Regions from separate parts of the Homo sapiens genome. Here region 2 is linked to region 1. A link is a contact called in ENCODE Hi-C or POLR2A ChIA-PET data. All regions are on one chromosome and are shown on one strand. Each heading gives the region's core, a stretch centred on a gene start or an enhancer-like site at or near the end of the contact. The rest is flanking DNA. Distances are from core to core; before and after follow the strand shown. Region 1 overlaps NOVA2 (NOVA alternative splicing regulator 2). Region 2 holds the start of CLEC11A (C-type lectin domain containing 11A).

The links. A loop is a pair of places that touch in the nucleus more often than their neighbours do. ChIA-PET counts read pairs that join two places held with the same protein, here RNA polymerase II (POLR2A).
Region 2: a loop to region 1 is called in a map of sciatic nerve, with 11 times the contacts of the local background. The contact joins the promoter of CLEC11A here to the enhancer-like site in region 1. A Hi-C loop is called at or near these places in 1 of 168 maps with a recorded cell type or tissue (sciatic nerve). POLR2A ChIA-PET finds 5 or more read pairs at or near these places in 1 of 52 experiments (HEK293T).

What each region holds. Positions count from the first base shown.
Region 1 is chr19:45,954,685-45,957,382 of GRCh38, forward strand. The region is part of intron 2 of NOVA2 (NOVA alternative splicing regulator 2); the gene reads right to left. Among named protein-coding and RNA genes, the nearest start is that of NOVA2, 18 kb to the right of the region's middle. Within about 2 kb of position 1,392, at least 10 of the 41 ENCODE cell types and tissues checked have a DNase peak (open chromatin) inside an H3K27ac peak, as active enhancers do.
Region 2 is chr19:50,721,996-50,724,693 of GRCh38, forward strand. It overlaps CLEC11A (C-type lectin domain containing 11A), which reads left to right and starts at 1,369. Exons shown (of 4, transcript NM_002975.3): 1 at 1,369-1,677; 2 at 1,910-2,096; 3 at 2,415-2,606. The coding sequence starts at 1,531.

The sequences.
Region 1 (2,698 bases), core at 142-2,641:
CTCCAGATACTGGCTGTGGCTCTGTCCTGGGCATCCTTCTCATTTCTGCATGAGAGTGTTAGGGAGTGGGGGCACGGGGGAGAGAGAAACTGGGGGGTATTGGGATATGTGTGTGAAAGAGATTCTGGGTGACACTGTGACCAGTGTGTGTGTCTGCGAGGCTGGTGAGTGGTGTGTGTGTGTGTGTGTGTGTGTGTGTGTGTGTGTGTACTTGAGCAGGACTAGCTAGATGATCCTAATCTGTGTTTGTAGAAGATAAAGTGCAGAGACTGCCTTATGAACAGACTATGTGACACAGTGATTCCGGTGAAGATGTTCGTGCGTGCCCTTGTGTGTGGGACAGACTTTGGTGTCGCTTTGATGATGAAGGTTATGTAGACTCTTTGTGAGACAGAGCTGAGTGTATGTGAGAGTTTGAGAGAAAGAAACAAAAGAATCTCACAAAGTGGGATAGAGGCTACACAATGAATATATACCACTTTGAGACTGGATGGCAGTGTATGTGTCTGCATTTGTGTGTGTACGTGTGTTTGTGAAAGTGAAAGAGAGACACACTTCTGGATGTTTCTGAGACTATTTGGATGACCAGTGTGAATATACACATATGTACAGGAGACAGGAAAGACCCTATGACCAGTGTGTGTGAACCTGAGAAGGAGAGACAGACAGGTAGACTCAGGTGTCAGTTTGTAGGACTTTTTGGATGACTGGTGTGTTTGTGTATGTGTGTGTCTGAACATGTGAATTACAGCGAGACAAAGAAAACTTGACTGGTCAGTGTGAGAATGTGCGTGCCTGGGTGAGCCGGGATGTGTGTGATGCGTGGAGTGTGAGTGTGTCTCTCTCTCTTTGAAGGGGATTCTGCCCCTGAGAATGTAAAAGGTCTTGAGTGTGGCCGGGTGCGGTGGCTCACGCTTGAAACCCCAGCACTTTGGGAGGCCGAGGTGGGCAGATCATGAGGTCAAGAGATCGAGACCATCCTGGGCAACATGGTGAAACCCTGTTTCTACTAAAAATACAAGAATTAGCTGGGCGTGGTGGCACGCACCTGTAGTCCCAGCTACACGGGAGGCTGAGACAGGAGAATCGCTTGAACCTGGGAGGCGGAGGTTGCAGTGAGCCGAGATCATGCTACTGCACTCCAGCCTGGCGGCAGAGCGGGACTCCGTCTCAAAAAAAAAACAAAAAAAAGAAAAAAAACAAAAAGTGTCTTGAGTGTGCACCAGGCACCGTGTGGCTGTGTACCTGTGTGTCTGGGATACCTGGGGTGTGTGTCAGTGTCCAGCAAGCACTTCAGTGCAGCACGCTGGTGACACGACCCTGACTCCTCAATTGCCATTTCCCAGTCTGGCAGGCCAGCCTCGCCATGTGTCTGGGCGTCACTGTCTGTGGGTCACTTGTGTAGCTGACATCCCCCACCCGCTTTGGGCCATGTTCCTCACTCTTACTACCCCCCCTTCCCCACCCCAGAACAATGGCTTGGTCTGAGCCAAGGGTGAGTCAGCCTGCAGTCTGCCTCCGTCTGGTGTAAATAGGAAAGGGTGTGGGTTGGGGTGGGAACTGGGGGGCGGGGTAGGGGGAGGTGGATGCCCCAGGAAGAGCTGGCCGAGGGTTTGCCTCTCTGTGAAGCTTCCTTCCAACTCAGGAAGTCTTTGACCTTCCATCCCCTTGTAGTTTTTACAAGGGGGCCCACAGGGGCTTTTGGGGAGGTTGGTTAAGCCCCACAAGAGTGTCTAATAATAGCTGACCCTTATACAACCCAAGCCTCAGGCACCATTCTAAGCACTTTTTTTTTTTTTCCCTGAGACAAGAGTCTCATTCTGTCGCCCAGGCTGGAGTGCAGCGGTGCGATCTCAGATCACGGCAACCTCTGCCTCCCAGTTCAAGTGATTCTCATGCCTAAGCCTCCTGAGTAGCTGGGATTACAGGCGTGTGCCACCACGCCCGTCTAAGTTTTGCATTTTTTGTAGAGATGGGATTTCACCATGCTGGCCAGTCTGGCCTCAAGTGATCCACCCGCCTTGGTCTCCCAAAGTGCTGGGATTACAGATGTGAGCCATCGCACCTGACCAAAGCACTTTATACATACGTGTTCACTTAATATATGAAGTAGGCAATATTATTATTGTCCCTGATTCCCTGCTAAGGACGCCGAGGCACAGAGAGGGCTCAAGATGTGTTCAAGTTCTCTTAGATGGTAGTGGATGTTCAGAGATTTGAACCCAGGTGTCTGGCTTCAGAGTCTGTGCATTCTGCTAAATTTGGGGTGCATGGAGTGATCAGCTCTATGTGTGTATCTTGGAGGGAGGCATAAAATGATGACAGTTTTATTTTTGTATTTTTGATATTAAAAAGAATATGAATGTATTAAGTAGTCATTCAAGAGTATGCACGTTGATAGAGGTATGTTATAAAACTATAAAAATGTTTTTTGAAGTGTGTGTGGTGGGACACAGTGGCTCATGCCTGCAATCCCATCACTTTAGGAGGCCAAGGTGGATGGAGGGCTTGAGCTCAGGAGTTCAGCCTGGGCAATATAGCGAGACCCCATCTCTACAAAAAAAAATATACAGGCCAGGTGCAGTGGCTCACGCCTGTAATCCCAGCACTTTGGGAGGCCGAGGCGGGTGGATCACCTGAGGTCTGGAGTCCGAGACCAGCCTGCTAACATGGTGAAACCCTGTCTCTACTGAAAATA
Region 2 (2,698 bases), core at 119-2,618, 4.8 Mb after region 1:
AAATCCCTGCTTTCATTGGCAGGGAACAGACATAAACAAACAAGATCATGCCAGTCTTGATTATACCAAAAAGATGAAATGGGGCATTTTAATAAAGTAACTTGCGGAATAGATAAGGTGGTTGGGGAAGACCTCCTGGAGCTGAGACCTCGATGATGAGAAGGAGCTGGGGAAAGAGGCTTCTAGAAGGAGGAAAGGGCTAGTGCAAATGCTCTGAGGTTGTAATCAGCTTAGTATTTGGGGATGAGCCAAGAGGCCAGGGAAGGTGGAGGCTGGGGGTGGGTGAAGGGAATGGGGGTGATGAGGCTGCAGAGGTGCAAAGGGTTCTTCCTTCCCAGCCCCCAGCATGGTAGGCTGCGCTGAGGACTGAGGCCCGGGCTTGGCTTCCCTCCTGCTTATGATGGGAAGGTGGGGGAGCAGGGGAGTGGGGAGTGATGTGATCTGATTTATGGTTTGGAAGGATTGCTTTGGCTGCGGCAAGCAGCCGGGATTGGAGGGGCTCAGGAGGAAGGAGGGGGAGGGCGAGACTGCAGTGGTCCAGGCTGAAATGAGGTGGCTTGCTGAATGCTCAGAGCTCCTTGAGCACACAACCTAGCGTCTGTCGATTTCACCTCCTGGAGAAACCTTCCCTGACTGCTCCGCCAGACTCCTCACCCTCTCCCATCTCCAGCCCCCTCATCCCCGGAGCTATCTGGCTGCTGGTCTGCAAGCAGCTGGAGTCCCCAGCATCACCCAGCCCACAGCCTGGCCTGCAGGAGGCTTCTAGTAAAGTGGCCAATTAATCCCCGAGCCCCGTCTTCCAGGGTCATGCACACAGTCACACGCGTGCTCTTCACATGTGTCACCCTGCCCCCACACACACTCACTTGGATCTCCAGACAAGGGCTTGGAGGGTAGGATGGGCAATCTAGGGGGCAGGAGGGGCCCTGGAGTCTCCTCCATTGAGTGTGCAGGCGATGGTGGCCACAGGGTAATAACAACCTCAGCGAGACCCTGAGGTCTGCCCCTCCTTAGGAATGGCCAGGCAGGGAAGAAGGGAGCAGTGCTCGGTCCCAGCATCCCACCACTGCCGAGATGGTTCTGAGCGGGTTCCTGGGCTGAGGCCGGGGCCTGTGTTTTCCAAGATTCCTTGGAGAGCCAGCTCCATCCTCTTCCTGATTATCTGATCTTTGGGCTACAGCAGAAGGAAAGAGCAGGGCGGAAGCGAGCTCTGGAAAGTGGAAAGAGGAGGGTGTGCGAGGAGACCCAAGGCGGGATCTAGGCTTTGGAACGTTGGAGGTTTCCGGCCACAGAGGCAGGGCCTCCGGGGAGCCAAGAGGGGCGGGGAGAGACACACACAGAGAAGCAGAGGAGACCAACGGACCGGACAGAGACGAGGAGAGGAACAGGAAGAGAGAAGCTGGGAGAATCGGGAACCTGGGGGCTAGTGACCTGCACACAGGGCAGGGGCACTCGGCAGTTCCCAGAGGCCACCCCTCCCACCCCAGACATCCAGACATCTGGAACTTTGGGTGCCAAGAGTCCAGCTTAATGCAGGCAGCCTGGCTTTTGGGGGCTTTGGTGGTCCCCCAGCTCTTGGGCTTTGGCCATGGGGCTCGGGGAGCAGAGAGGGAGTGGGAGGGAGGCTGGGGAGGTGCCCAGGAGGAGGAGCGGGAGAGGGAGGCCCTGATGCTGAAGGTGAGCTCTGGAGTGTCAGGGAGCTATGGGTGGTGAACTGTGGGTCTGGGAGGGGGTATTGCAAGGTTAGGGAAATGGACAATGAGGAGCGATTGGGATAGTCTCAGAGGAGTGGGAGGGTGATGGGCTCAGAGACAGGACTCAGGCAGCAGAGAATGAGTTATGAGTTGGAAAGGGGTGAATGGGGCATCTTGGTGGCAGGCTGGGGCTCACCACCCCTCCCCTGCCCCAGCATCTGCAGGAAGCCCTAGGACTGCCTGCTGGGAGGGGGGATGAGAATCCTGCCGGAACTGTTGAGGGAAAAGAGGACTGGGAGATGGAGGAGGACCAGGGGGAGGAAGAGGAGGAGGAAGCAACGCCAACCCCATCCTCCGGCCCCAGCCCCTCTCCCACCCCTGAGGACATCGTCACTTACATCCGTGAGTAACCAGAAGCCCTCACCCCCAAACTCCTAGGCCGCCGCGGTCACTTTCGCAAAAATGAAGGGTCGGTTCACTGCCAAGTGGCCTTTCAGTTGTCCATTGCCCAGCCCAGAGCCCCCACACCCCTAGGAGCCCCAGGTCCACGGCCATGCCTCCTAAAGGCCTGGGCCACTCGACCCTACCTTCCAGGAGTCCGGGGTGCCCCCCCCACCGCCACCCCGCCCTCAGGAGCCCTAGATCCCAGTTCTCCAGGTCCTCAGGCCCCCCGCTGCATCTCCAGGCTCCCCCTCCAGCATGATCCCTGTCTGTCCGCAGTGGGCCGCCTGGCCGGCCTGGACGCAGGCCTGCACCAGCTGCACGTCCGTCTGCACGCGTTGGACACCCGCGTGGTCGAGCTGACCCAGGGGCTGCGGCAGCTGCGGAACGCGGCAGGCGACACCCGCGATGCCGTGCAAGCCCTGCAGGAGGCGCAGGGTCGCGCCGAGCGCGAGCACGGCCGCTTGGAGGGTGAGTCCGCGGCGCGCGGGGTGGAAAAAAATGAGACTATCTGGGCCAGGAATGGGACTGGTTGAGAAGGTGACCCTAGGTGTCCGGGGCGG